Linked DNA regions of Homo sapiens: region 2 is linked to region 1. Evidence: chromatin loops called from intact Hi-C (ENCODE). Cell type or tissue: GM12878. All regions are shown on one strand. Links, peaks and the distances in the headings refer to the core of each region. The heading gives the core; the rest is flanking DNA.

What was found. Peaks named below come from ENCODE experiments on the same cell type or tissue, not always from the same donor. Only the 100,000 strongest peaks of a DNase experiment are listed, where the experiment ranks them.
Region 2: it touches region 1 in a loop (3.0-fold over the local background); 7 of 110 quality-filtered maps call a loop at or near these places.

What each region holds. Positions count from the first base shown.
Region 1 is chr22:25,647,851-25,664,121 of GRCh38, reverse strand. GRK3 (G protein-coupled receptor kinase 3) reads right to left here. Exons shown (of 21, transcript NM_005160.4): 4 at 2,445-2,546; 5 at 418-492. It also overlaps the pseudogene YES1P1. Among named protein-coding and RNA genes, the nearest start is that of MYO18B, 86 kb to the left of the region's middle. In GM12878, for the core only: no CTCF peak of the experiment used is centred there; a DNase peak (open chromatin) is centred at 7,181; H3K27ac peaks cover 1,306 bases.
Region 2 is chr22:25,567,484-25,583,754 of GRCh38, reverse strand. The region is part of intron 1 of GRK3 (G protein-coupled receptor kinase 3); the gene reads right to left. Among named protein-coding and RNA genes, the nearest start is that of GRK3-AS1, 10 kb to the right of the region's middle. In GM12878, for the core only: no CTCF peak of the experiment used is centred there; a DNase peak (open chromatin) is centred at 10,932; H3K4me3 peaks cover 2,716 bases; H3K27ac peaks cover 3,907 bases.

The sequences.
Region 1 (16,271 bases), core at 3,701-11,700:
CTGAATCTTGAAAATAAATTGTATTTCCCCTAGAGGATAATCACAGCAAGTATCAACAGCCTGGCACTACAAAATAAATCTTGTAGAGTCATTGCTCATCACAGGTGCTGGAATGTCAAATGGGCAAAAACTTGCTTCTCTGATGTCTTATCTTGACTGATTTCTAGAACATAATGTTACGACAAAGCTCTAATGACCTTTTTCAGAAAAGGCTTTAGGAAGCACGTTGGTAGAAGGACACTTTGCAATGGGAAGATAAGCGATAATAAACTCAAATAGTCCCAGACAAAGCTCCAGAATAGAACACAGTCTTTACAAAGCAAGTCCTCTAGTGTAATTGCACATGCAAAAAGAATGTCACCAAGGCCAAGTGTTAAGCAAATATTATCTATTTATTTTGGAATAATTTTATCTTACCTGAAAAAGAGTTGATGTCACTTGTTTCTTGGATAAATGACTTTGTACGTGTTCTACAGCTTGCTTTGAGAAAGGCTATCAAAGTCAAAAATAATATTTTTAAATAATAAAATGTAACCAATCTGTGTATGTTATATAATATCACAACAGATAAATTTAACACAGCAATTACTAAACAGTAACCTACGGTAATTATATTAACAAACATTCTTTAAAAATCTGTTGAGTATTTATAGGCAATCGCAGCAAATGCTTGTTCCTCTGGGCATCCAGTTCTTAGATACATGCCCAGAAGAATGACCATGCAGGGGCTGACATTATGCAATTCCAGAAGGGTTCAAGATCACTCTGATAATAAAGTGTAAAGAATCCTATTATCAGGTCAAGTGCACTGGTTCATGCCTGTAATCCCAGCACTTTGGGAGGTTGAGGCAGGAGGATCACTTGAGCCCAGAAGTTCGCGATCAGCCTGGGCAACACAGTGGAACCTCATTTCCATAAAGATAAAAATAAAAATAAAAATGAGCCAGGCATGGTGGTGTGCGCCTGTAGTCCTAACTACTCTGGAGGCTGAGATGGGAGGATTGTTTGGGCCCTAAATGCATACATTCATCAACAAACTGATAATGGGGTTGTAAAAAGATAAAATTTCCATCAAATAAGAGAAAATACACAAAAATACCCCTAAGAATTAATGTCAGGATTACAAAGTCAAGCCATAGTGGTAAAAGGCTCTAGTTAAGGAAAGTCTTACTGTAACCACAGCGAGGGGAACTAGGGGGAAAAAAATGGAGCTCCCACTGATAAAAATTAAAATGGTATCCTCCCCTCTCCAAACTTCAAATTGTGTCTTCTTTAATAATGTACAATAAGAAGAAAGGCTTAAAAGTACCATCATACGAATAAACACCCTCTAAACTGCTGAACTACATAAAAACTAAGTTTACGGAGGCTTTCCCATTGAACATCTGGCATTCTTCAAGGGTTCAGTCCTTCCCTACTGAGGCAGCAAGGCATGGAGTAGCAACAATTAGTCCTAGGCCCAGAAATTCCTTCATCAAGCCAGGTGGGTCCAAGGAACAGAGCAGTGCATGCCGCAAGAAAGAGACGTCCTCTTTAGCCACAGTTATGCAAATGTCAGCAAGAACTGTACATAAACAATGAATACAGAAGCACCAAAATACACCAATACCATGACCAGTGCTGTCCAATAGGACTTGCTGTGACAATGGGAGGGTTGTGTATCTGTGCCATCCAATACAAAAGCCACTAGCCCCATGTAACCACTGAGTACTGGAAATGTGGCTCATGAGGAACTGAGGTATTAAATTTTTACTCCCATTTGACTTTAGTTAATTTAAAGTTAAATGTAAATTGCCACATGCAGCTAGTGGCTGCTGCGTTGATACAGCAGGCCAGGACTGTCAGGCCACCTTTTGGAAAACATTCCTAATATAGAGATATTACATGGTAAATGTTCTTCCAGTTACTCCTGATAGAATAATTTCCTAATAACCTAGTTTATCCTAATGACCAAGTTAGATTGTTTATCTGATTTACAAGGAAAAAAAAATATTACAACTGCTATTGAACTATTAATGGACAAAATTAACACAATGATTATAAGCCACTTTATTCATTCAAAGAGACCATTTAAAATTTATATTTATCAATAGCTGATTAGCTTAATTGTTAAAGTATAGCTCATTTTAAAATAATAAAGCTTAATTTCCTTTAGAATGTCTTGAATTGAGACTTTTTCTTCAGTTGATCTAAATTAGCAATTTTATTTCATTGATGTTTGCAGTGAAAGTATCAGCTTTTGGAAATAAACTAAGCTTACACGAAGCAACACACATCGTGGTAATATTACCAGGAAACAACAAAGCAGAAGAAATAGGATCCATCCCGGGCGTGCATTTTTCAATTTTAAACACCTTTCTACTGTTTAACTTTCATTCTGGAAACGCTGAACATGGTCCCTTATTCATCAGTACTAAAGTAACAGAGTAAGAAGAAATACTTACATGTGAACAGGAAAGAAGTTCCTTCATGATGTAGGCATCATAAATTTGTCGACTTCTGCAAAGGCGGTCTTCCTCATTATCAAGTTTTTCATATTCCTTTATCTAGGTTTTTTAAAGTTATCATTGTTAGGTTGTATCTTCCTGGAAACTTGCCTTATTAAAATATATTACTGGCCCAGGCAGAAACCACTTGCACATGAGATAAAGCAAATTACTGAACCGGCTATTCCACAGGAAACAGCTACTTCTAATGTTGTAATAATGAAGTTGGAATAATTTAAATTCAACTAGAAACATACAAGTGGATTTTTTCCCTATGATGACTCTCATCACTTAAATGTAGAAACATAATATTAGGAAACACACACTGCCATGGTTACAATTATCTTACAATACACGAGCCATAGACCATGCATCCTTGCCAATTCTCCTCTTCAAAGCACAAATCATTTCAATTTGGCTGTAATTCAGTTCTAGGAGTTAGGATAGGGAATGTTCTCACTCAACTGCAGTGTTCCAAAACTACAAGGAGGAAAAAAATATACTGCCAGAATTCCTGCAAAGAGATTTTTCAAAAATCAACTAAAGCAAATAAGTATTATAGAAAGGAATTAACCCACAGATGAAAGCATTGGCTTTTCAGGTTGGAACCTCAGCTGCACTATAAAAGTATTAACAGACAGGTGACTGGTGACTTCAAATCGTGTATTTTGCTGTATTCAGCAAAGGTAACCTGGTTGGTGTTAAAAATGACTAAATAATGAAACTGTGCTTTAGAAATATTTGCCTTATGTGGAAATGGCTCCCAATGCTCTAACCTGATAACAGAAGGTCCTGGACCTCAGAATTGTTCCCAATTTATTTACAGAAATACTTTTAATCCAAAAGACAAGAAGAGAATGAAAACATACATGAAATATGAAGCTCGGAGGGAAACTGTCACAAAGATCTTCACTATAATGACTGATTAGTACATATGACTTCCTTTCACAAACTAAATAGAAATAAAGGTTACCTTTTACCTTATAGTACGGCTTTCACAGCTTTGAAATCAAAACCAGCAAATCCTATTTATTAGACTCCTAATAAAGATAAGGGCACAGTCATGCAGGTGAGGGAAAAAGGGTACGTGAAACACTGAGGTCCCATGAGTCATATGAGGGCTAGCAGGTTCACACGCTGAGAAATTCCCAGGAACATCTTAATTGTCCTGAAAGATCATCAGTGTTACACTGTGATGGCTGAAATTCACATGGAGTCTTCTTGAAGAAGACAATAAAACCTGACATAAAGGCAGGCAGACTGGGGAAGGCTGATACTCTATCCAACAGGAAAATCTTTATGAAGAATCAGTCCAGTAATGTCAACATAGCCAAAAGACCAGGGCTTAACCATTCTAAGTCAATTCAGGAGAACAAGTCTAACATGTCCAAGCACCATACCAGATGTGAATATGGTAGCTGCAAAGTAACAGAAGCCAGATACCAAAATCCGAAGGAGAGTCGGAAAATAAATCAAAGATTTTTGGCTTGGCTGATTCCTTTTGTTGTATTTTGCTTTAGGCAAATCCAAAGGTTAATGCCAGAATGCTAGGATAAAATGGTAGACTATCACTAAACCAAAGGCAAAAGTTTCTGCCTCTACATAAGAACAGCCTCAAGGGATAATAAGACTTCATGGAATGATGATCCTTGAAAACAAGTGTAATGAAATTTAAGTCTATGTTCCAAGAAACCTGCAAAGCAAATTGACACCTGGTTAAACAAATGCTCATTCTGTGGAAGCTCCTTCCCATGAACAGTCAAATCCCATCATTTCTGGGTAAATCATGCTCTGAACCACAACACTGTCTTGACTAAGAGCCTTGTGCCTTCTAAGCTCCAACTTGACAACAGAAAAGGTAACTCTTGGTATGCAAAATAAGAGCCTAAAGCATCTGTGGCTGTAATTTGGTATTCACTTTCTATAATCAGTAAGACCACTGATTAAAGACCATGCAGTCGACTACCAATAGCTCTAAACAAACATCCTATTGCAGCATATACATAGCAAATGCCATCTCTGACCCCGGAAGTTTGGTTGTCCAGGTAACCTGGGCAGGGAAAGGTCTGAGTTCAAGGTGAAAAGTCTTCCCTACTGCAGGATAGAAACACTATCATCAATAATAAATATTCACAGACCTGTAGTCCCTTTCTGCTTTGGTGGTTACACAGCTCCCAGGTGAACTGGAAGCCTAAATAACCTGAGCCCTAAGAGCAAGCACTTTTGGTCCACAGGTGTCATAGTCTCTGCTTCTGCGCCCACCCTTTGTTCCACCACCATTGTAGTGAGATGGTCTAGTGAAGTCATCTCTGTCTGGCCCAATCCAAGGCTCTCTCTTTTGTCCTTCACCTTATTGACTTCTCAGCAGCATTCAAATCAGTTGTCCACTGATGCCTTCTTTGAAATATTCTTCTCTGACTTCTGTGACCTATCCTCTCCAGGCTTCTCTTTCTTGGTCTCCTTTGGTAGTTCCTCTCCTCTGCTTGACTTCCAAATCCTGAACTGCCTCAGAGCATGGTGCTGGGGGCACCCCTTCTTCACCAGCTAAGTTCTCCCTAGGTAAAGCTATGTAGTCCCACAGTTTCAAATATCAATTATATTCTGATGACTAAGTCTGGATCTCTAGGACTCCTGAGCTCCAGATTCTAAATATCTAACTATCTATTTGACATTTTCAGTTGAATATCTAGAAAGCATCTCAAATTTAACACATCTAAATGAAACCCTTAACTTCCACATCCTCTGTACTCCAGCCAAACGGGCTCCTCTCCCAGTCTTCTTTATCAAAAAAATGAGTAAAATCATCCTCCCAGTTGCTTAAGCCAAAAAATGAATAATCATAGTGATTCCACTCTTTCGCCACGCCCCTGCCACCACCACCCCCTACATCCAATTCATCAGCAAATCACGTTTGCTTTATATTCAAAATATAACACAAACTCAGGCTCTGCTTCTGGTCAGAACCAATTAATTCCTAACAGAACAATCCTCCTGAGATAACAACTAAAATTCTGGACACATAGACAATAAGCACTGAAGAGTGACCAAAGGAACACAGAGAATGGAAAAGGGCATCCAACAGAAACTGTAAGAAAATAAAGAGCCACAGAAGGAAAGCTCCAAAATTCTATGTATAAATCCAGTCAAAATCCCTGGTGGGCCCCATAATGACACATGAGCATGACAGACCCTAAGCAGCCTAGCTGAGCCTTAAAGAACTGAACAAGATTCATCTTCCACCACTGCAGAGAGGACAGGGCTCAGAGTTTGAGTAAGCCAAGTTAACTGTATTCTTCAACGAACAGATGAAAAAATCCATACACCTTGGAGGAGCATAACAGAGTTTAGAGTATCCACAATGTATCAATCACATGTTCAAGATACAAGCTAAAATTATTCTACAGATGAAGAAACAGAAAATGTGACCCATATGCAAGAGGACAAACCATCAATGAAAACCAATCCAAGATAGCCCAAATGTTAGAATTATCAGACAAGGATTTTAAAGCAGCTATTATAACTGGACATAACAGAAAGGATGTTAACAGAAAATATTCATGTAACGAATAAAAAGATAGGAAATAGCAGCAGAAAATAACTATGAAAAGAACCAGATAAAAATGTCAGAAGTAAAAAATAGAGTATCTGAAAAAAACATTCAATGGAATGGCAGATTAGAGATGCCAAAAGAAAATGCCAATAAATTTGAAGACAAATCCACAGGAAGTATCCAATCTAAAGAAAAGAAAGAAAAAATATTGGGGGAAAACTCAGACAGGGCATCCAGGATATATAGGACAGATAATATCCAAATATCAAATATATATATAATCAGTCTTAAAAGGAGAGGAAAGAAAGATTGAGGTAGAAAAATAATCCTTTAAGAAGTAATGGCCCCTAATTTTCCCAGATTTGGTAAAAAATATATATATAAATTTACAGATTCAAGAAACTCAGCAAACTCCACAAAGGATAAATACAATATCTAAAATTACTTCACTAAAAAGCAGAGGCTGTCAGAATGAGGGAAAAAAATAATCAAGACACTTTTATATCTGTCTAAAAGAAACACACTTTATATATAAAAACAAATTGATAGTAGAACGATGGGAAAAGATACCTCATGAAAATAGTAAGCATAAGACTGAAGTGTCTACATCTGTATTAATATCCAGTGAAGTCAATTTCAAGACAAAGAATATTACCAGAGATAGACACATTTCATATGGAAAGACACAACAATCAAAAATGTTTCTGTACTCAATAGCAGAGCTTCAAAAATTATGGAGAAAATGGACAAAATAAAAGAAGAAACAGACATTCTACAATCATAGTTGAAAATTTTAACACCCTTTTCTCAGCAATTGATAGAACAACTAGATATAAAATCAAAAGAGATGTAGAAGGTATCATATCAACTACCTTGACCTAACTGATACTTATAAAACATGACACCTAATACTCCTCTGTTTTAATTTTTCCACGGGCATTAGAATAAAATGTAAATGTGTTACTCTGGCCCCAAACACTCTGCCTCTCTCTTCAACCTGATCTTATCTCACACTACCTGCCCCTCTCTTCATGCAGTACAACCAGACCACACTAGTCCTGTTTCAGTTCCCCAAACATGCCCAGTTCTTTCCTACCATGTTAGGGGCTCTGTCTTGGCCACAACTTTAGCCTAAAATGCTCTCCCCCTCACCAAGCTTCCATCTTCAAAAGACCAGCCTCTTTAACATTCAAACCTGGGTTTAGATGTCATCTCCTCAGACAGTCTTTGACCCATCAATCTAAAGTGGTCACCAAGTCACAATACAACATGCTGAGTTTTGAGTAGGTTTTGAGTCATTACATAGCAGTTTTTACTTCCAGGTACATTTCCTGTTTATTATTTGTTTCTTGTCTGTTTCTCTCAACCAGAATACAAGCTCAAAGAGATAAGTTCTTTGTATCTGTTCATCTGAACAGTGTCTGGCATAATGTTGGTGTTTAATAAATATTGGTTATGCCAGGAGTAGTAGTAGCTCATGCCTATAATCCCAGCACTTTGGGAGGCTATGGGGGGAGGATCACTTAAGGCCAGAAATTCAAGACCAGCCTGGGCAACACAGTGAGACCTCATCTCTACAAAAATTTTTAAAATTAAAAAAAAAGTATCTGGGTGTGGTGGTACACCCTGTTATCTAAGCTACTCAGGAGGCTGAGGCAGGAGGATCACTTGAGCCCAGGAGTTCAAGACTAGAGGGAGCCATGATTGCACCACTGCACCCCAGCCTGGGTGACAGAGTGAGACCCTGTCTCAAAATTTAAAAAATAATAAATAAATATTGGTTGAATCAGTGAAAAAATCTATATAGTAACTTTACCTTGGAATAATATTTATTTTCTCTTTCCCATTATTTATTTTTAAATCTAGGCATAATGTACATATTTCTATAAGCTGCCTCAAAATCTAACTGGAATAAGAAGTATATAAATCAACACACAGAGCAGTAGCTGTGGGGCATCACTGTTCTATGTGTGTTGTGTATACACACAACCACCCTACAAGACAGGTACTATAATCATTCCAGTTCTTAGCTAAGGAAACCCAGGTAGAGAAAAGCTTTCCCAAGTTTACACAACTAGTAAGCAGTAGAGTTGAAATCCAGGCAGTCAGAGTTCAGCACTAGAACTTTCAACCACTATGCTGCACGTAACGGAACAGCATATTATAGACACTATGGTTTAGAAAGCAATTGTTCATCTGGTGTCCTATTTGAAACTCACAGTTAGCCTGTGAAGTAAGCAGAAGACGATCACTAGCCTCACTTTATAGATGAGGTAACTGAAGTTCAGATATGAAGCCCTCATACTATGACAGCCTCAAGTACAGGGACAGTGTCTGCATTTGTAAGCTCAGGGTCTGACATAAGGTAGATACTTCAGGGTTTGCTGAATGACTTGCCCCATATCCCACAGCAAGTAAGAGGCACCGTTGCACCTAGATCCTAGCTAGGTCTTCTGCTGATGAGTCAAATAATGGTCCAGATGAAAATGCTGACCACACACACACAAGCAGCAGGCACATGGTAGGCATGACATGAGCATTAGACAACAAACAGTGTAAGAATCAGAGGAGTCAGCCATCACAGAAGACGGAAATAGCTGCACAAACAGACTTGCTAGAAAATGTAGAAATTTTCCATATTGAGCTAGACCTTAGAGAAAGCTAGGCTTTCAACAAGCGAAGCAGCAGCATTCTAGGCTGGGGAAAGGACACAGTAAAGTAACAAAAAGAATGGGCTTGGATTTGGGGAATGCTGGTTAGTCAGGTTTGGCCAACGTAGACATTCTATGTAAGAAGGTAGTGAAAACTAACAGGGAGAGGTAGGTAATAAGTAATGTAAAGATACTTTGAATGCCAGGATACGCAGTTAGAACTTTAACATGGGAAATGGGTAACTGTTTGGGGACACAGGAAAGTGGAAATACAATGTACAAAATGTACATTTCAAGATACCTGACAAGAGTTTTCTAGAGATTGGGGTCACAAATCAACAAGCAGAAATTAAAGAAAAATTACTAAACTGACAAAAATGAGGGGTCAGAGAAGAATTACTAATAACTTCAAAGTGTAAAGGCTGCATTGACTTAGAGAAATGCACTTGAGCCCCAAGAGTGGAGGATATCTTCAGCCAAAGAATACAGAGCAGGTTGCTGAGGAGTTTTGCAGCATCCTCCAAGGGGATCATCTGATGAGCCAGACCCACCATGTGCCAAGCCAGAAGAGAGGTGAGAAGAGCTGGGGAGGATGCCAGCTAAGAGAAACACCAATGCTTCAAGTTCAAATGGAAATGCATGAGCAGCAATCACCACCATATCTGCAATAAGTACTTAGGAAATAACCACAAGTAGATTGCCCATCTGTTTCAACCCAGCAAAAATTATCTGCTAAAGGAGATTTCTCTGTGTTTGACAAGGTGACTTAGTAAATGCTGAAACTGGAGAGTTGAAGTTTTTAGAAACACAAGAAAGAAATTTTTTATGACAGATCAAGCTGGGATACGTATCCAGGTAAAATGCCTGATTATGATTCAGACTGAAATAATAAGGTCACTGAGTAAAATCCTTTTGGATTTAGCTTACGTTTTTACATTATGGTAAACGTACATCATAATTTGACCCTTCTTCCTAAAAATACATTAACATAATTTTCTAAGTTTTCATGTGTATGTATATTTTTATGTATATTTTCATATATAAATGAGAAAGAAAAGAATATTCCTCCAATTTTCAAATTTTTACAATGATGACTAATATCAGGCAGGTCCAGTCATGCTATGCTTTCTTTTGACCATTTAATGTTTTAGGATAAAGATATATCACACTAATAATAATGGTATATATCATTTCTTAAATATATTTTCATTAAAAATAGTTTCTAATTTCTATTTTACTTTCCTCTTTGACTTATAAATTGTTTAGAAGTATATTCATTTTCAGGCAGTTAAGGATTCTTTAGTTTAACTCTGTTATTAAATTTGAGCTTAATTCTATTGTCAGAGAACATGCTCTAAGCAATTTCAATCATGAAATTTGTAGAAGCTTCCTTTAGGACTCAGCACATGATCTATTTTGATGCTCCATGTGTACGTTAAAGAATGTGGGCTGGGCGCCGGTGGCTCACGCCTGTAATCCCAGCACTTTGGGAGGCTGAGGCGGGCCGATTACGAGGTCAGGAGTTCGAGACCAGGCTGGCCAACATGGTGAAACCCCGTCTCTACTAAAAATACAAAAATTAGCTGAGCGTGGTGGCGGGTGCCTGTAGTCCCAGCTACTTGGGAGGCTGAGGCAGGAGAATTGGTTGAACCCGGGAGACAGGTTGCAGTGAGCCGAGATCATGTCACTGCATTGCCTGGGCAACAGAGCAAGATTCCATCTCAAAAAAAAAGAATGTGAATTCTATTTTTGCTAGGTGCAGCATTTTACATATGTCAATTAGGTCAAATTTACTCATCATTTTATTAGGATCTTCTATATCCTTACTAATTTTTTGTCTGTCTGTTCTATAAGCTCTAGAAGGTTATGTGTTAATATCTCCCAACAGGATTATAGATTTGTCATTTTATATCTGCCAATTTTTGCTTTATATTCTTTGAAGTTATTTGTAACCTACAGATTTCAGTTTGTGATATCTTTTTGTTGGATTGGCCCTGTTATCATTAAGAAACATATCTTTATTTAAAAGCAGCATTATTGCATAGTTTGCCTGATACTAGTGTAGTTATGCCGGCTTTGCTTTGGTTAGTGTTCGTATTATATCACCTCTTCCATCCATGTGTTTATATCTCTTGTAAGCAGTATATTGGGGGAGGGTTGGTTCTTTATCCAGTCTGAAAAACCTAATCTTTTACTTGGAGTATTTAATCCTTTACATGAAATGTAATTACTTAAATAGATTTGTAGCTACTTACTCTTTGTTTGCAATTTGACCCACCTATTTTATGTCCTACTTATATTCCTTTTTTTGCCTTTCTGTTGATTAGCAAATGTTGTTTTAATTTTTCCCTCTTTTAACTTGTTAGATATACAGTCATGTGGAGCTTAATGACAGGGATATGTTCTAAGAAATGTGTCAATAGGCAATTTCATAATTGTGTGAACATCACAGAGCATGCTTACAAGAGCCTACATCGTATACCTACTACACCCCTACGCCGTATGATGTAGCCTATTGCTCCTAGGATTCAAACCTGTGCAGCATGTGACTATACTGAATACTGCAGGCAACTGTAACACAATGGTAAGTATATTCAAACTTACCATTTGAATATACTTACCTTTTGAATATACGTACCTTTTACTGAAAAGGTACAGTAAAAATATAGTATTAAAATCTTCTGGGATCACTGTCATATACGTGGTCTTTTGTTGGCCTAATATCATTATGCAGTGCATGACTATATACACTATTCTTTTATAAATTATCTTAGAAATTAAAATAAACATCCCTGACTGATTACAATCCAATGGAAATTATTACTTATACTAAAATTATTACTTACACTAACCCCCAATAATCCTAGAAACTTAAAATATTTTAACTTCATTAACCTCCCCTGCATTTTGTGCTACTGTCATGCAATTTAGTTCTAGATTATTTTAAGCTCGAGAAACACGACATTATTGTTTTATACAGTCAACATTCATTTATATTTTACATACATATTCACCCTTCATGCTCTCCATTTCTCCCTGCATCTCCATCTGGATCATTTTCCTGCAAGCTCCGCCTCCCGGGTTCACGCCATTCTCCTGCCTCAGCCTCCTGAGTAGCTGGGACTACAGGCACCTGCCACCACACCCGGCTGTTTTGTATTTTTAGTAGAGACAGAGTTTCACTGTGTTAGCCAGGATGGTCTCGGTCTCCTGACCTCGTGATCCGCCTGCCTTGGCCTCCCAAAGTGCTGAGATTACAGGCGTGAGCCACCATGCCTGGCCAGATCATTTTCCTTCTGACTAAAGTACCTCCCTTTAGTATTTCTTGTCATGCAGGTCCACTATTGACAAATCCCTCAGTTTTTGTTTGTCTAACTATATCCTTATATCACTTCATTTTTTAATGAGAATTTTTTATTTCAATTATCCACAAAACAATATTATAATACTTTATAAAAATATTAAGTTTAGGCTGCCATTATTCATTTTAAAAAGTGTGCTAGAAGGCTGTTTTTGCTAACTTCCTTTTTTGGTAAAGGTTAACTTCCACATTAAGACACTGAAGACGAAAAGCTGTTGGAAAAACTCTTCAAATGTACAAAGTTGTTTATTTTTCTTGGCAATTTAAAAATACAGAACAATTTAAAATGAATACACATTAAGTTAGTGTTTTATCCCTACTATACAATTGTTATTATATAAGGAACTGCTCCATTCAGTTAAAACCTAATGAATACCATCAACTTTTCCTGGCTTACTTTCCTGATCAGATTTAGTACATAACATAATTTTGTTACCCTTTTGAATATACTTAGAAAAATTACAATATCATAGTTCACATAAAGCCCTTTAAGAATCTCATGTCACAAGTTGTTGACAAGAGGAAATAATGACGTCACTCTTCTTAGGAAGACCCTCTTGGTAGAGAGTCAATACTAAGCAGGTTATGTAAACAGAAAAAACAACCACAGTTTTTAGTACGAGAACCATTGCCAACTTGCATGAAGTCCATCTGTCACATTTTAAAATGGTTTGAATTTGAACGTATATGCCATGGCACAGAATTTCAAATCTAATGATTAAATCAGGTAAATAATGATAGTTAAGAATTATATCCTGAAAATAGAGGAACCTAGTATAAGGTTTAATTTAAGGTGTGACTGTAAGAGAGTATTTTATAACATACACACTAGACCTTCATTTTATTTATTAGATTTAATTTTTCCTTTGCTAGACACTTATACCACTAATGCTGCTATTCAAATTTGTATTTTGAAATTTTTTAGTTACTCTTAAAAATAGTTTTATTTTGTATGTTTCACTTTTGCACTTCAGGGTAAAAACTGTTAAGTTTAGGCTGCCATTATTCATTTTAAACAGTGTGCTAGAAGGCTGTTTTTGCCAACTTCCTCTTTTGGTAAAGGTTAACTTCCACATTCCTTTTCACCACTGTTAATATTCAGAATAAGTTTTCCTCCCCAAATCAACTATTTAATATATTCTAAAGGGGAAAAAATGACCACCATTAAGTAGACTTTAAAAGTGAATATAGATTCAAACATGATTTGAAAACTGGAGTTCTAAAAATGTTTTGCATAAAAGCCGTATCCCACTGGAATGAATGTGAAGCCGAAACTTCACTATTTTGAACAAATAATGCCCATTTAGTGTGTAAGAAAAATTAGTTTTATAGTTAGTTATACCTTATAACTCTTAAAAGTCTCAGAAGATAGCTAAGTGAGGAGCTATGAATGCCAACAATGCCATTTTGTCACTCTATGACATCAACATTAAACATTACATTCCATCCCTCTTCTTGTAAAACTTTCACATTTTCTTTTCTCGTATTTCTTTGAAATACATTTTACTCTCTCTGTTCATCTATTTCGACATGAGCAAAAGTGCATTCAAGTCCCTGATCTGGTTCTATTTTCTATTTGTGGCACCCATCACCATAAGGACATATTAGCAATATCTCACAGTACCAAGTCTATTTTTTTAAAAGTGCTCTTTAAATGCTGGGTCTTACTCCGCATGTTATCTAAAGATTAAAAGATTTCCCCTTGGATTGGATAGTACAGTTTCAATTATATATTGCCTTAAAAAATTGCCGGGCATGATGGCTCATGCCTTTGGGAGGCCAAGGCAGGCGGATCACGAGGTCAGGAGTTCGAAACCAGACTGGACAACATGGTGAAACCCCGTCTCTACTAAAGATATAAAAAATTAGCCAGGTGTGGTGGCGGGTGCTACTCAGGGCACTGGGATTACAGGGTGGCACTGGGATTACAGGGTGCTACCTGTAATCCCAGCTACTCAGGAGGCTGAGGCAGGAGAATCACTTGAACCAGTGAGGCAGAGGTTGCAGTGAACCAGGATGGCGCCAATGCACTCTAGCCTGGGCAACAGGGTAAGACTCTGTCTCAAAAAAAAAAAAAAATCAATGCAACCTCATACAAGATTAAGTCACTTTCCAGTTACCTTCATTATTCTAAGTCAAACTCTTCAGAAAAGGACTGAAGTGAAAAATTTCTTATTCTACTTTTCAGTTCCATTAATATGAATGTTAACGTACTGCATTATACTTTCAAATTCCACGTCTGTGGTCTAACATTTAATCAAGTTTGAGATCCTGTTTATATTCCTTTTGAAAAACCTGGCCCATGTCCATGCAAAAGGAGGCATATATTAAGATTGCCTATTGACTATTTAACTCAGAAAAAACTTTTGAGAATAATAAATATAAGAAAGTTTAAAAAACTGGAATGGAATTATTTGGTCCCATGATATTCTTTAATTTTAGATTTTATTATGGTATAGCTTTTTATCACTCAAGTTTTATCTATAACAATAAATAATTTTCTTTGAGCAATTCTGACTTTGGGGAAGAAAAGAAAGAAAATGATTTATAAGCAGTAGCCTCACTGTCCTTCATTACCATGCTATCACTCACACTGTCATCAGTATCTTAGCTCTATTTTCTTTGGACCCTGAAATCGGTTGGAAAATTCATCATCGTACTTTAAAGTTTAATACTTGGGGTAAAAAAAAGTGGTTTTGTGGAACCATATCTGGGACTCCAGTTTACCATTAAAAATGTGCAGAGTAAAGAAGATTTTCTTCTTTTGATCCCTGTAGAAATTCTATACAGGTTCTTCACATTTTGGCAGATGTGAGCATATAAAATAGGCTACTTGAATTAGAAGTTTTCTCCTGGCTGGTACTATGGCTCTGTAGCAGTGAAGTAGTCTCCCAAGAAGGACTGAACATATTCAAATGTTGGTCTTTCATCAGGGTCCTTCTTCCAACACAGATTCATCAATTCATGGAGGGATTCTGGACAGCCCTGAGGGCAAGGCATCCTGTATCCTCGCTCCACCTGTTCCAGTATTTCATGGTTCACCATACCTGGATATGGCACTCTGCCCTTTGTTACCAGTTCTGTCTGTAGAATTCCAAATGAGCAGACACCAGACTTTATTGTAAACCCACCATACAGTGCAACTTCAGGAGCTGTCCATTTGATTGGAAATTCTGCACCTTGTCTTGATGTGTATTCATTGTCTTCAATTAACCTTGCTAAACCAAAATCTGCTATTTTGCACAGAAGATTTTCTCCTACAAGAATATTAGCAGCCCAGAGATCTCGGTGAATATAGTTCATTCTTTTAATATATGCCATACCATCAGCAATCTGAGCAGGCATATCAACCATTTGTGGAAGCTTCAAATACTTTCCATCTCCTTCCTTAAGGAAATTGAATAAGCTTCCTTTTGACATCAATTCAGTGACAATGTAAATTGGCTCTTCAGAAACAACAGCATATAGTGGAACAAGTTTACCATGTCTTATTTTTTTCATTACCTGAGCTTCTTGAAGAAAAGCTTCTGGCATCATTGTACCTGGTTTTAGTGTTTTGATTGCTACTTTTGTGGTTCCATTCCATATTCCCATCCACACTTTGCCAAAACATCCTTGTCCTAGTTTAACCTCTAGTCGCAAAGATTATCAAGGGATTTCCCAAGCATCTTTTGCTAGACCTTGAATCTGAGGTTTCACAGTTGGACACACAGTTGTTAACTTGTGGCATAAACCATCAGCATGTTCTGTGTAGTGTTTTGCCAATTTCTGCAGAGTATCAAGTTGTTCTCTGGTTGTGATATAGTATCTACCATTGTCAAGTTTCCTAATTTTGTGGTGTTTCACATTGTCACCCCTTACCTCATCCCAATCACGAATAGAGAGGGAATAAGCACCTTTAGTAGTTTCGCTCTCTCGTTTTTGTTTTGTTTTGTTCTGTTTGCTTATTTGTTTTTTAGACGGAGTTTTTGCTCTTGTCGCCGAGGCTGGAGTGCAGTGGCGCGATCTCAGCTCACTGCAACCTCCGCCTCCCAGGTTCAAGTGATTCTGCTGCCTCAGCCTCCTGAGTAGCTGGGATTACAGGCACTCACCACCACGTCCAGCTAATTTTGTACTTTTTTTTTTAGTAGAGATGGGGTTTCACCATGTTGGCCAGGCTAGTCTCGAACTCCTGACCTCAGGTGATCCGCCCAACTCGGCCTCCCAAAGTGCTGGGATTACAG
Region 2 (16,271 bases), core at 6,255-14,254, 83 kb after region 1:
AGGCTATTAAATACATAGACTCATTGGGAGGAAAAGGAAAAGACAACTCATCTGTTCATTCACCCATTCGCTCATTCAAAAGATAGGTGCTGCATCCTTACCCTGAGCCAGACACTGAGTCTGACCCTCAGAATACACAGTGAACCCCACTCATCCCCTGCCTTCAAGGAGCCCATGTCCAGAGGGGGTGACAGGAGAGGACACAGACAGTCTAAACAGTGTGACTGCAGGGTGCCCCAGAACCCAGGTCACTACAGCTCAATGACAGAATCTAAGGGACCGTGGGCAAGGCTGATCCTTCCAAGGGGAAGGACTGTGTAAGTCCTGTTAGCCTGCCCCAAATAACCTAATGGAACAGACAATGGATGACAGTAACTAAGAAAAAAAAAAAAAAAAAGTACACAGAAAAACGCCAGGCCACAAATAGCCTCCACTTTTGGACTGACTTATTTTTGTAGCCATGTGAGAAGAATTCCTAAATTACCACCTATGAAATTAACGTCCATCTTTCTGTGGCATTTTTAAAGCAAGCTCTTCCTTCCCAATGACTAACGGATGAAATTACCACTAGCAAACAGGCGACTCATTTGATACAAATTGCCTTACTTCCTGGACACCCAAACACAGTTCAGGCCTCCTACCCCCTCTCTTCCCTAGGACAAGAGCCAGTTAGGAATTTTAGTAAGTATGCGCTATCTAAGCAGATAGACTTACAAACTAAAACATGCTCCACAGAAGGTCATGCAATGTAATTTTTCCTCCTGTCTTTTAATTTGGATTCTGAGATCTCTGTCACATGCCAACTTTTCATTCATGTCCTCGTATCCATTCATCTCCTCCTTTGTGGTTTCCAGGTTTGGGGTTTGCTTAGGAAAGCCCAGAGTATCTGTACTCCACAATAAGAATATATTCCTTTTTTGTATTTTTAGCTTTTTTATTATCTCATTAAATACCCTGGAATTTATTTTTGTGTATAATGTGGAGGAATTATGGCTTTATTTGATAGACAGCTACCACACATCACTCTTCCTCCTCCACTCGAAATGCCACCTGTATTTAACATAAACCAAACTGATATGTGTACACATCTATACATGAATATTTACACTGTTTTAGTTGCTAGAGGAATGTTTTATATTAGAGCAAATCTCCATTGTTTTACTTTTCCAAAATTATATTGGTTATTTTTGCCCATTTTTTCTTCAGATGAATGAGCACTGGCTTGTGAGTTTCTCTAAAATTCTCATTTGGAATGATTCTCATTTGAATTTTGGTCTTGAATTTACAGATTAATTTGTGGAGACCTGACATCTTCACAATGTCGAGTTTTCCTGTCTAGAAATATGTTACAGCTCTCAATTTACTCAGATTTTTTAAAATTTTTCTCTTAATAAACTTTTTTTCTTCACACTGGTCCTGTTGGTAATTACTTAGTGAGGCCCGGTTTAGAGCAACACACTCTTTTTTTTTTTTGAGACAGGGTATTGCTCTGTCACCTGGACTGGAGTGCAGTGGCACAATCTCATCTCGGCTCACTGCAACCTCCGCTACCTGGGTTTAAGTGATTCTCCTGCCTCAGCCTCCTGAGTAGCTGGGATTACAGGTGCCCACCACCACGCCTGGCTAATTTTTGTATTTTTAGTAGCGACGAGGATTCACCATGTCGGCCAGGCTGGTCTCGAACTCCTGACCTCAGGTGATCCACCCGCCTCGGCCTCCCAAAGTGCTGGGATTACAGGCCACCGCGCCCAGCCATGAAACACTTATTTATTTTAAAATGATTATTCTGAAATGTTTTCACAAATTAATATTCAAGTAATTTAAAAATAGAAAGCTGTTAACATAATTTTAATAAGAGAGACTTACATTGCAAGGTTTCATTAGGCATGGATAGTATGCTTAGAGGGTAGATTATCTTAAAGAGCATGGGTTACTTTTTTTTTTTTCTGCTAAATTTAAACATCAGAGCCGTGATTTAATAGATACCCATGATCTGAATAAGTCAGTGAAGTCTTTTGCACTCAGGAAGTAAACAGATCATCGTTTTCTAAAGTATGATCTCTTACTGTGCTTTCTCCTTTCAATAGCCTTCTTACATTTTTTTTTTCTCATCCTTCTATAGCAAGCCTTCAGGTCAAGAAGTTGTAAATCTGTCCACTCTGGTTGGATTAGTCGGGACTCTTAGGTTGCAAACGAGCCTCTTAAAACTCTACCCGCATCTTTGTAATCAGTGTCACAGAGCCTCTTTTTGAGTCATCTAATGCAGTTTCCAAAAAACACATCATCCTCCCGTCAATCTAAGTTGTTTGAGATGCAGTACACTTGCATCTTGCATCTGTGTATGATGCTGTCATAGAAATTATATAGTACATCTTAAGTCACCAGTGCTATTACACATGACATTGGGAAAACTGAGGCTTCCATTAGCCCTGCAGGGACACAGTTGTGATATTCACACCTAGCCATCTTCTCTACTGTTTTGAAAAATTATTGCAAAAGTTTTCAAACATGCAAAAGGATATAATATAGTGAACACCTAGACCCATCACTCAGCACCTCATTGGAAGTTACCAAGATTGTAATCTGCTACTTTTCCCTACCCCACCCTCCATTTTTTTTCTTTTACTTTTCTCTTTTTTTGAGACAGAGTCTCACTCTGTTGCTCAAATTAGAGTGCAGGAGTGCAATCTCAGCTCACTTCAGCCTCACTCTCCTGGGTTCAAGTGATCCTCCCACCCCAGCCTCCCAAGTAGCTAGGACTACAGGTGTGTGCCACCATGCCCAACTAATTTTTGTAGAGATGAGGTTTTGGTGTGTTGCCCAAGCTGGTCTCGAACTCCTGGTTCAACTGATCCGCCTGCCTCGGCCACCCAAAGTGCTGGAATTACAGGCATGAGCCACTCCACTCGACTTATCCCACCTTTATTTTTTAAAGCATTTTAAAACAAATCTCAGCCAGGCACAGTGGCTCATCTGAGGATCACCTGAGGTCAGGAGTTCAAGACCATCCAGGCCAACATGGTGAAACCCCGCCTCTACTAAATACAAAAAATTAGCTGTGGGCATGGTGGCAGTCGCCTGTAATCCCAGCTAGTTGGGAGGCTGAGGCAGGAGAATTGCTTGAACTCAGGAGGCGGAGGTTGCAGTGAGCCGAGATTGTGCCGTTGCACTCCAGCCTGGGCAACAAGAGCAAAACTCCATCCCAATCAATCAATCAATCAATAACAAATCTCAGACCACATGTCGTTTTAGCCTATTTCAGTTTGCATTTCTAAAAATTATGGATAATTTTCTCATATAAACACAGTCTATTATCACTTCCCAACTCCCCCTTCAAATTGATAATTCCTGAAGATCCAATGCCCAGTCTCTAACCACATTTCCATGACTCAAGTGTCTTTTGTATAGCTGGTGGGTTTCAATCTGGATCTAACCAAGATCCACACATTCATCTGATAGCGCCATCTCTTAAATCTCTTCTGGGATTTAAGGCAGACAGGGAGAGTACCTGACTGTCCCCACCCCTGACCTTTATCTGCAGTGACCCCCTGAGGAAGCCGAGGAAGCCATCATGGGGGATGCCCTTTCTGTCTGTTGCTTCCCTATAAGGTCTTTCACTGTTCCTCTCTCTCCATATTTCCTATAAACTGAAAGTTACCTCAAAAGGCTTGATCATATTCAAGTCCACCATTTGGGGGCAGGAATACTTTTGAGATGGTTTTGGTACTTATATTGCCTCACATTAGGGGGTACACAGTTATTTCATCCTAGTGATGCAAATTTTACTTAGAAAATTCAGTTGGTGATAGTCTGATCTCTCCATCTGAAATTCCCCATCAATCTTTCATTTAGCGATATCATACATTGATGATCTTTGCCTAAATCAATATTTTCATTAAGAATTGCAAAATGGGGATTTTTTTAAAATTTCGCCATTCCTTCCACATTAATTTGCTGCCATTCTTCTGTAAAGAAGTCCCCTCGGCCAGGCTCGGTGGCCCACTCCTATAATCCCAGCACTTTGGGAGGCTGAGGCGGGCAGATCACGAGGTCAGGAGATCGAGACCATCCTGGCTAACGCGGTGAAACCACGTCTCTACTAAAAATACAAAAAATTAGCCGGGTGTGGTGGTGGGTGCCTGTAGTCCCAGCTACTCAGGAGGCTGAGGCAGGAGAATGCCGTGAACCCGGGAGATGGAGCTTGAAGTGAGCTGAGATCATGCCACTACACTCCAGCCTGGGGGACAGAGTGAGACACCATCTCAAAAAAAAAATAATAAAAATAAAAAAAGAAGTCCCCTCATTCATTGGTCGGGCACAGAGGCTCAAGCCTGCAATCCCAACTTTTTGAGAGGCTGAGGTGAACAGATCATTGAGCCCAAGAATTCTCGACCAGCCTTGGCAACATGGCGAAACCCCATATCTACCAAAAAAAAAAAAATTAGCCAGGCATGGTAGCATGTGCCCTTAGTCCCAGCTATGTGGGAGGATCAGTTGAGCCCAGGAGGTTGAGCCTGAAGTGAGCTGTGATCACACCACTACTGTACTCCAGCCTGGGTGACAGAGCGAGAGCGTGTCACAAAGAAAAAAAAAAAAAGAATTCCTGTCCTGCCACCCCAACCATCAACTAGGGTTCTAAATACCCTAAGAAGCAGTTTTTACAGGAAAGGCAGGATAAATGCTTAATTCTTTACCTTTTCAATTGCCACTATTCAGAGACAGAGTAGGTGCCTTGGTTCTACTGCTGGTGGTGATCAATGAGGTGTTCTCTTCTGTCTTGTTTGGGGATCTCTTGTGGATAGCATGAGATATCCACAAACTCATGCTTTGTTATTAGTTTGTTATTGCAGCCATAATAAATTACCACAAACTTGGTGGCTTAAATCAAGCAGAAATTGACTCTCTTACAGATCTGCAGGTCAGAGGTCTGAAATGGGCCTCCCTGGGCTGAGGTCGGTCAGAGTGTCAGTAGGACTGCGGTCTCACATGGAGGCTGTAAGGGACAGGCCATTTCCTTGCCTTTTCCAGATTCTACAGGCTGCCCACATTCCTCGGTCCATGGCCCCTTCCTCCTTCCTCAAAAGGCCAGCAGTGGTTGGTTGACTCATTCTCATGTTGCATCGCTCTGACACCAACTCTCCGCCTCCCTGGCGGTAACACTAGGGCCCACCTAGATAATCCAGGATAATCTCTTTATCTTAAACTCAGCACCTTAGCTGCTATGATGCCACCTACACCCCTAACGCCCCCTTGTCATATAACATAACATGTTCATAGGTTCTGGGGATTAAGATGTGGATATTTCAGGGGGGCATCATTCTGCCCACCACAGGGGGTTTGTATCAGTCATATTCTTTTGATGTTCAGGGTGTCTCACTTTTAGCCAGTGGAAACCCCTTCTTCTGGCCTCAGAGTTTGTTAGCGAAGGTGCCCACCACATTTCTTGGATGGCTCCTTTTTTTTCTGATACAACAGGTAACAGAGGGTCCAGGCTCATCTCACCCACACCTGGAGTCAGGCGCAGGTGTATGAGGTGCCTATGTGATGGAAATGCAATTGTTTCTTCGATTTTTTTAAAGACTGGGGATGATAAGCACACATATTTGAAAAAAAAATCATGAATTTCAAATAACCTTCCAATTCAAATTTGATCTTACAGAATTTTTATTTAACTCTTATCTTGTACTCATGTATCTCTTCATTTACACTTAAATTCTTGGTTCTAACCAAAAATGACATTATTCTTTTTTGTTTTACCCAAATATATATATGAAATAATTGTTTATATGAAATAATTTCAAACTAAAAATAATATTACTCTTAACAGTAAAGCTTCTGAATAAAATTAGAATTTCTTTGCAGCTCTACGTAGAGTAGACTATGCCCATATCTTACTTATTTCTAGGTGTCTATCTTAGAGAAAGGCTCACACATAGACCCAAAGGCACCTATGTAAGAACATTCACTGCAATTGCTCTTGGGCTTATGAGCACAGGGTCAAGTAGATCAGAGTTCTGACATCTCATGCAGCAATTCCAAACACTGAACAGATCTATATACTGCTGACGAGGAAAAGCTCCACGTGCATTACTAGGTGAAGAAGGCAAAAGCCATAAGTGGATTTACTAATGTGCTCCTGACAAATACAACTCTGTCCCAAGCTGAGCTCAACAACCTTTCTGGGTAGGGGTTAGATATGCAACCCGCTCCATTAATTTTCCATCACAATTTAGAATGAACTGCTAATGAGTGCCAAGTTTAACATTAAAAATCCTTTACGGGCCAGGCACGGTGGCTCATGCCTGTAATCCCAACACTTTGGGAGGCTGAGGCAGTTGAATCACTTGAGGCCAGGAGTTCGAGACCAGCCTGGGCAATGTGGCAAAACCCTGTCTCTACAAAAAGTAGAAAAATATTAGCCAGGCATGGTGGTGCACATCTGTAGTCCCAGCTACTCAGGAGGCTGAGGCAGGAGAATCAGTTGAACCTGGGAGGCGGAGGTTACAGTGAGCCGAGATCACACCGCTGCACTCCAGCCTGGGCAAGAGAGCGAGACTGTCTCAAAAAAAAAAAAAATCCTTTATTGTATCTAGAGTAACTGACAAACGTGTTCAAGTCAAGGATACTCATTTACCAACTGGCAGGCATGGAGATGAATTTTAATTAAGAATGCACCTAAAATCACAAAAAGATGTTTGGGGTAAGAAAACATTAAGAACTCATGACATGTAGCTTAGTTGGTTTCTCAAGTTATAACACTGCCATCATTATTAATAACAATCTTATTAGTTAACATGGAATCTATGACATCTTTTCTTCTAGGAAATTATTAATGTATTTATTATTAAGTTAACATGGCCAGTGAAATTATGCTACTGGAGCACTTCCTCAGACCCCTGCAGTGGATAATCTTTACTGAATGAATACAATGCATTTTCAAATTGTGTCACTAACGTCTGAAATTGACAGTGCTCCTCTAGTCAAATCCATGAGCCCCCTCCTCATAAAATAAGATTCACCAGGAAAAAGACAGTCTGAAGGTTTTTCTGAAAATACGCTGAATTTGGAATCAGAAAACCTGGATTTGAAGCTCAGCTGCACCATTTGTTATCAGCGCGACCTTGAGCAATTAGCTTCTCCCTGAACCTGAATTTCCTTCTTCTAAAATAAGATGATGAGTATTACAGAGCCATTTCCAAGAATCTCTAAATAAAGAAAAAAGCTTGCTCTCTGAGAATAAAAACTTTAAATCAATACATAACACAAATGGCCAAGAAATGGCAAAGGTTTCTGGTCTAGGCAGCTTTGGCAGTGGTTTCATGAACTATAGTCTCAAATCCAGTGGACGTGTGCCCACCAATTACAATGGGAAACATGAAAATATGGAAAGATGACTTGTCCCAAAGCCACTGTAGTCAGGGATTTCAGGTACTGGACATCCAGCGTAAGCCACTCCTAGGAGGGGTGACTTGGTCCCAAGTAACCATCTGACTCATCCGACTGTGGGTCTGTGCTCGCTATACCACCTTCTGATGGTCGTTTTGCTTCCCACAAGGGGGACCCACGAGAGAGAGCTCCAGCCACACAGACGCTGGGCACGTAGGCTCCTGTGGGAGCCAGTGTTTAATGCAATGTAGCAAACTGGACATTCTAGTTATAGTGTAGCTTTTCAGATAAATCTGTGTAAGTGAGTTAGCGCACTTTTGGGAGGGGGAGGCTCTCACTTAGTAGGATTCTCAAAAGGGTCTTTAATCTTAAAATAAGAACCAGAGGCCTATAGGAAGAGAATAATTTAGTCAGGCAGACTTGGCTGATTATGTGAGTTTCACAATAAGAGACAGATGCTTAGTACAGTGACATAATAAAATCTAGTTTCTGAGTCTGGAAGGCTGAAAGCCACTCCCTGCCCCACAGTCAAGACACTAGTATCTAAGGAGAAAACCAGCTGTCCTCAAACAGATAAAATATACCTCTCAATGTCTCCACATGGATGTATCTGGAGTAATTTTTTTCTTTTTAAAATTTCTACCTGCTACCAAGCATAATTGTAAAAACTAAAAAGAGTTAATATATATAAAACTATAAAACATCATCTACAAATCTTAGTGGGGTTTTTTTAAACTCTAAATAAATGACTATCTACCATGGGGTTTTCTTAAACTCTAAATAAATGACCATCCACTGTAATAAACACGAAATAAATGACCATCTACTGTCACTGGGTTTAATGAGCTAACCTTTATAACTACAGATCTAGAAGAGAAGTCCAGCAAGTTGGCCTCTCACTAAGATCATTTCAATACTGACCCAATTCAAACCCTAGTTCTAGAGCATAAGTTTCCTGAAAGTAAGGGAAAGAGGGTTGTGAAAGGCTAGCACCACTGAGCACTTCAAACTTGCCCTGCTGTTTCTATCTGCTCCACCATCATCTATGCTACCCCAGCTAGTCATAACCATAGGCCATAACGCTTCACTTAGAACTCTCATCTCAAAAGAAGGAGTTTCCAAATAAGCTTTTCTTATAGAGTAGCCTGAATTTTTAAAATATTTTGAAACATCAATCCAGCATCAAGCAGGTCACCTTACTTAAAGGACAGAAATGTGGAGAGTCAAGCTAGTTTTCCATGTGGAATTTAATAAGCCAGTCAACTAAATGATGAAACTCTAATAAATCCCTGTCCACAAAACTCTCGGTTTTATTTATTGGAGGGATGAAGAGAAACAACAAAGTCACCAACATACGTGTCCTCTCATTCATTGCTTAGAAACTGCTATTGTGCAATTTTTCTCTTCTATATTATTGGGATGTTTTGCATAAAAAACAAGCTTTTCTCCACTGCCACTAGAAACAAAACAGAAAGAAGCAGGTCCAAAATGGAACAAAAAAAGATAGCACAGAAATTTTGCACGCTATTCTAGACTTACTGGTGATGACGATATTTATTGCATGATTCTCTTCCCAGTTACTGTGTCATAATATAAAAAAAGACAAAGAAAATTCACTTGAAAAAGGTAGGACCAGGTTAAAGATGTGTATTAAAGTCCCTTGATCTTACTTAGCCATTAGGATTCGTTCCATTTTAAATAGAGAATAGACCCCGCCACCACCACCAAATACCTCATATTTTTTAAAAAAGATGTTTCCAAAATACCATCACGGCCTTAGACATTCACAAAGGAAAATGAAAGTCTGCAATATTTAACAGCTGTGTAAATGCCATTCCATGCAACTTTTAGTTTTTGGTTTTATTTGTTTCTTTGTATTTTGAGACGAGACCTCACTCTGTCAGGCTGCAGTGCAGTGACATGATTTCAGCTCACTGCAACATCTGCCTCCTGGGCTCAAGAAACCCTCCCACCTCAGCTTCCTGAGTAGCTGGAGTTGGGACCATAGGTGCGCACCACTATGTCTGGCTAATTTTCTGTATTTTTGGTAGAGACAGGGTTTCACCATGTTGCCCAGGCTGGTCTTGAACTCCTGAGCTCAAGCAATCCTCCTGCTTTGTCCTCCCAAAGTGCAGGCGTGAGCCACCACACCTGGCCTCATTTTTAATTTAAACTTTTATCAAAGGCAATAAAGATACAAAAAAAATTACAAGAAATACACCTGAAAATATAACCAGACATATTAGTATCCAAACAAGATAATAAAGATCAATGGACCGACTTAATGACACAATGCACAAATACTAACAGCATATTATTCAAGAAAGTTTTATTGCTGACATTGAAGAAACTTGCTGTCTTCCCCAGCCAATGGGATTTTATGGGTTTTTGTTGTTGGTGGTGGTGTTGTTGGTGTTGTTGTTTGGTTGGTTGGTTGGTTGGTTGGTTGGTTTTTTTGTTTCTTTGTTTGAGACAGAGTTTCGCTCTTGCCACACGGACTGGAGTGCAATAGCACGATCTCAGCTCACTGCAACCTCTGCCTCCTGGATTCAAACAATTCTCCTGCCTCAGCCTCCTGAGTAGCCGGGATTGTGGGTGCCTGCCACCATGCCCAGCTAATTTTTGTATTTTTAGTAGAGACGGGGTTTCACCATGTTTGTCAGGCTGATCTTGAACTCCTGACCTCAGGTGATTCACCTGCCTCAGCCTCCCAAAGTGCTGGGATTACAGTCATTTTATGTTTTTGACTATATGAAACATACCCCCTAATATCCTATGACCTTTTTCTGCATATTTAAAGCTCACTTTCTTCCTGAAATATTTTAGTCCATAATTGTCTAAGAATTATACAGTGCCTAGTACCTACTTAGCAGTCAGCAATGGCAGCTGTTGTCATAATACACATGTAACCCATACCTGGCTTCCAAACTCTGACTAATGAAAATATTCATCCCCTAAGCAAACTGGTATAATGAATTTTGAATCATTCAAGGAACCAAATCCTAAAATGGAACTTCAGAGGGACTCAATCACACACTTGAAATAGAATTTATTACTAGCTTTGCCATTACTAAATTAATTATGATAATTTTACAGATCTCTTTTTGGTCTTCATAAATTTTGATATTCTTACTCAGCTCAGTAATGTTCAGACTAATGAGCATAGATTACACACAGCAGTGTGCATTATGAGGAATAAGTAAAGGAGCTGGGGACAGCTTCCTATAAAAGGCATCTTGAGCTAGAGGAGCTGCCTTCAAATATTTGATGATCTGTCACATTTGAGGAACTAAACTTGTTTCTCACAACCACAAAAGGATAATAAGAGACCAGTGCACAGAAGGTAATACAAGAGAGCTTTCTGGTACAACAGTTTCCAAAGATGCTCATCAAAGATGCCTGTGGCTAGATATTAGAGAGGGAAGTCACTCATCAAAAAGCATAACTAGATTGGATGTCCCCCAACATCTTTTCAAACATGAGATACTACAATCCTATGTTATTCATATACAATCTGTTAATGTCTAAGAAAGACTGTAATGAATCACCTTATGCACAATACAATGAAGCCAGCTGCTTTCAGATCATGATTTTTGGTTCATTTTTCTGAAACAAAAACCTCTAAAGAATGAGTCAACTCTGCTAATTGCCTGGTTACACCTATTTAAGTAGCAGGCTTGCAACTCTTAGGCACTGATACCACCATCCCAGAGCCTACGGGATGGATAGATGGATAGATGAAAGACAGAAAGGAAAGAAGAAAGGGAGGAAAGCAAGCAAGCAAGAAAGTGTGAGTGCGATGAGATACCATCTCACGCCAGTTAGAAGGGCGATCATTAAAAAGGAAACAACAGGTGTTGGAGAGGATGTGGAGAAATAAGAACACTTTTACACTGTTGGTGGGACTGTAAACTAGTTCAACCATTGTGGAAGACTGTGGCGATTCCTCAAAGATCTAGAACTAGAAATACCATTTGACCCAGCCATCCCATTACTGGATATATATCCAAAGCATTATAAATCATGCTGCTATAAAGACACATGCACACGTATGTTTATTGCGGCACTATTTACAATAGCAAAGACTTGGAACCAACCCAAATGTCCACCAATGATAGAATGGATTAAGAAAATCTGGCACATATACACCATGGAATACTATGCAGCCATAAAAAAGGATGAGTTTATGTCCTTTGTAGGGACATAGATGAAGCTGGAAACCATCATTCTGAGCAAACTAACACAGGAACAGAAAACCAAACACCACATGTTCTCACTCATAGGTGGGAATTGAACAATGAGAACACTTGGACACAGGGTGGGGAACATCATACACCAGGGTCTATCATGGGGCGGGGGGAAGGGGTAGGGATAGCATTGGGAGAAATATCTAATGTAAATGACAAGTTAATGGGTGCAGCACACCAACATGGCACATGTATACATACATACAACAAACCTGCATGTTGTGCACATGTACCCTAGAACTTAAAGTATAATTTTAAAAAAAAAAGTGTGAGTAAGGTATCATGTGTAGAAGGTTCTAGACACACAGTACCACAATAAGCAGCTAGAGGAGGAAAACTGAGAAATCTGGGCAATCAACCTACTTATGAGTCTAAGGCTCAACAATTGCTCTTCTCTGTTCCAGCCAATCATCCAGCTTTTCAGAAGTCCTGCCTCCCAAACCCACTCCCTCCTCCCTCAGAGCACATGGCACCACAGCACTTGCAAGACTGCCTTAATATTCGCTATTATGTTGTACTTTTTTAAAGGTGTACTTGTATCTTATACTACACATAATCTCAACAACAATAACCCTATAGTATAAGTGTTTTTAATCATTTCTTTTAATATTCCTTCTCATCTTTTTGTTTGAGTTATCCGTGTCTGAAATTCAATATGGGTAATTTTTAATGTTTCCTATTATTTACAAATGTATTGCATAGACAGAAAATGCTCACAAGGCAGATTTTTATTGGGACATTATACAATCAGAAAGAAATAGATAATGTATTTTACTGATGGAGAAACTAAATACAGCAAATTTAAGTGACTTCCAGAGGTCCCATAGCAAGCTGCCAGTGGAATCAGATCCTTAATGTCTGGCTTCTGATTTAGAACCTTCTCTTCTATGACAGTTTGGTAGGTAGTAGGGATGGCACAGGAAAACGAGGGGCCCAGCAATGACAGTGGCTTTCTGGTGCACTAAGGATGGAGGTCTGGGCTGGCTATTTTCACATTAGCATCTTTTTCTGCTCCTGAAACTGCAGGAGAAGGAAATGGTGGCAAACAACAGTATAGGTCCAAGGCTGGATCAAGCTGACCTTTACCAACTACCTATCACAAAATATTTTACAAAATATGTCGCAAAAATATTTTCACTGCATTCGCCATGGGCTCTCTATATAGTGTCCTACATAGAAAGTATTCAAATATGTGTATGCTCCAGTGGAAGCAGAGGACCCAAAAGAAGGCTTCCAAAATTAGAAGAAACATTTACAGGATATGAAGAGCCACATTATTACTTATTCTGCATTTTAGGCTCATAGAGCAATCAAAAAGGGCCCAGGGGTTGTAACTTCTAATCAATGATAAAAATAGGAAGGGAAGATTAAAAAAGTAAGACACAGGAGAAGCAGAGGGGGGCCGGGATATCCAGTCCCATTTGCATGCAAATTACTTACCATACAAATGATTTTGCAATAATAGAGTAAAAGTTGCCAAATTAATCATTTCCATTTCCCCATTGCCAATGTCCAGAGAATAAGAAGAGACAATGATAGCCATGCAGACAGCCTACATTTTCACCTACAGTGGTCCGCAGATATGTGACTGTACTAACAAAGGAAGATTATGTGAATGAGAAAGTGATTTTTATTGCAAATAAAGCCAAAAATATTGTTTTTCCCTTTTACTCTTTTCCCAGAAATGAAAATTTCAAGGGAGGGGACAGCTCAGGCTGCCCCTTTTTTAAATAAAAAGGAGACAGGGCAGCTTAGGTGGCCCCTTTTCTAAATAAAAAGACAGTAGAAATCCTGTTTTGAGGCCTTGGGGGGTGAGATGGTGTATTACACAATTTCTCATTAACACCAGCAAGATTGCATGACTTGTGTTAAACAGAATAGGCATTTCACCTTCAAGCTCATGGGAAATAAGGAACAAGCTGCTTATTCACTTACTCATAATTACCGTTTTCGCAGGTCCCAGAGGAATTCTCTATCAGTCTCTGAGGACTCGTAGCTGATCGGGAGAGTACGAAAAAGGATTTTTTCCCCCAAATAAAAAAGTATCGCAGTTTCATCCATTCCTTGCAAAATAAGACGCGAGGGAGTTTGGTATTCGTTTTTGGTGGGGCAGCCCAGCAAGACCCTGCCTGGGCGGGGAAAGACCCCGAGCTGGGCGAAACCTGGGCGTCCCTCCTGCCTCTCCCACTGTCAGGTGTCACCTGGGCTGAGCTCCTTACCTTCCCTGAGTGTCTGCTCCTTCTGTTAAACGGAGCTAATGCAACTCACCTGGTAGAACTACTGTGGGGACAAATGAACTAATTATGCCAACTGCCTGACAGAGGATGAGCTCTCAATTAAAGGCAGTTATTACATTATTACATCATGGACGTTAAACTTCTCTTTCCCTTGCCAGGGCTCCAGGGACCCTAGGGAGGCCAGGCGTCCTGCTAGCTATTTAATACTACTTTGCATTTCACTGCTTTGCTGGCCAGCCACTGACTGAAAAAGACCTGTGCTTCCCTTCCTCAAGCCTTGACACCTTCGTCGGATAGTTTCCACCCTTGTCCAAACAGATGTTTGGCAAAGTCCGGTGTACTGGGGAAAACACTGTAAGAGGCTGTCTCTAAGAATCCATTGCGTGTAAAAGCTGGGACTGCCTGTACCTCAGAGAGATCTATGAGGCTCTCGATTCGAAGCATTTCATGATGCTCAGCTTTGGCAGATTCTAGGTCCAAAACTGATTTCACCGGAACATCCATTTCTAAGAATTGACATCTACACGCACTCCTTGCATCTTCAAGTCACTGGCACAAGTTAACTTGGACCAAGAATGAGATAATAACTGAAAGGTCAGAACAAATTACATTTTGAATTTGTACCTTAATGAAAAAGAAGCAAGAACACTACTGTTTCTTACACATAGAAACACTCCTATCAATAATAAGGAATACTTTCTTTCTAAAGGCTATTTGTGCTTTCAACGTGGACTTTTCAGTTCAAAATTAGGCTATGAGCACAGGACAGTGAAGACACAGAAAACTCTACAGCCTAAACGGAGAGGAGTATTTCAAGTTATCCACCAATCACTTACTGATTGGAGTTAAACAATTACCGAATAAACTCCATGTCCACTAAAGAAGAAAACTGGGACATTTTTAAAGATCAATTACATGTGGTGGCTACACAAACAGAAAGATGCAAACTACCATATCACCATGGAGACTATGTTTAGATAGTTCTTCAAAGGTAATCACTAACAAATTATTGTAAAACACCAAACATCATGTGTTCTATGCATTATGCTATATTCTATATTCATTCTTTATTATTCTATATTCTATGCATATAGAGTAATAAAAGTCATCCAAACGCTATTTGTTTGTGGTTAAATAAAATCTTCAAGCAAATACACTTCAAAGCAAACATCCTTCTTGGCTCAAATCTTTGTATTTCACACTAGTCTATAAGCTCCATGAAGGAAGGGGCTGTGGCTGGGTTTGTCATAGTACCCCGTGCCTGGCTCATAGAAATGGCTCTACAACTATGTACTGAATTAATGTCATAAACGGTATCATAAATGTCCTTTAAGGACTGTCAGTGCTCCTAGAAAATTATAAAGAATCTTTAAAATGTTGTTTCAGACCTTCCTATCATATTGTATGAATACTTTGAAAGGACAAGCTTTGCAATAGGTGATCCAACATTTGAAATGTCCAGTAAATAGAAATAAGACTCCAGGGGAAAGATGAAGTTCACATTACTCAACCGCCTTCAACTATATGTGATTTCAAGTCATCTGAATTTCATTCTGTTTTTTTTAAAAAAAAAAGAGTAACAGAGTAATACAGCCTACAGTAAAAGTCGTCTGAATCACTCCAGGGCTTAAGATGATGACCCTTTGTGGGCCTTTGCTTGTGAATTAGACCTTACTTAAATAAAAGTATTTCTTTTCCAACATGATGTAAAACAACTGGCCTGCACATCTAAATGCTCCTGTTTTAACTGGGCCTGCAAGGGAGGCTGTGGGTCACAGTTTACTACTCCCAGTAGGCCCCATTATCAGCTACATTAGCTCAACAACATTTCAGTAAACTAAAGCAGCTATACCATTTGGACAAACAGTCAGCTTTTCCAGGATTTGCACTCATTGGTTGGTTAACTGAATAAAGTGTCAACATAACAAAATATTTGCCTCTTGCCATCTCAGGGAAGCAAAATCTCCCCTGGGCAGAATGTTCCATTTTCTGAGACTCTCCTGTAATAGGCAGGAAGCTGCAAACCCAGTGTTTCATTTAAATTAGCTAGATATTTCGTTCTGATGCTCTTCTGTTTAAAACTGTGGGAAAGGCAAAGTAACTAAAATAAGGAAGCACAAAGAATAGTGACTGCAAATAATTTGCTGGAAATAAAAAAATCACTAGTGATAGACCAAAGGCAAATTAAAATGTATGCTTCTCATTCAGATACCAAAAATACAAATCTGAACATCTCTTTCAAGAATACCAAAAACTGGTGATCACATGGCTTCCTCTATAATGAAGCTGAAATAGAAACTTATCAGAAAACATTTGACCCGTATCCCTTTTACCAATAGTGTGAAGTCATACCAGCTATTTAAGTCATTAGGCTGGGGCATTTTAACATGCAATTAACTTT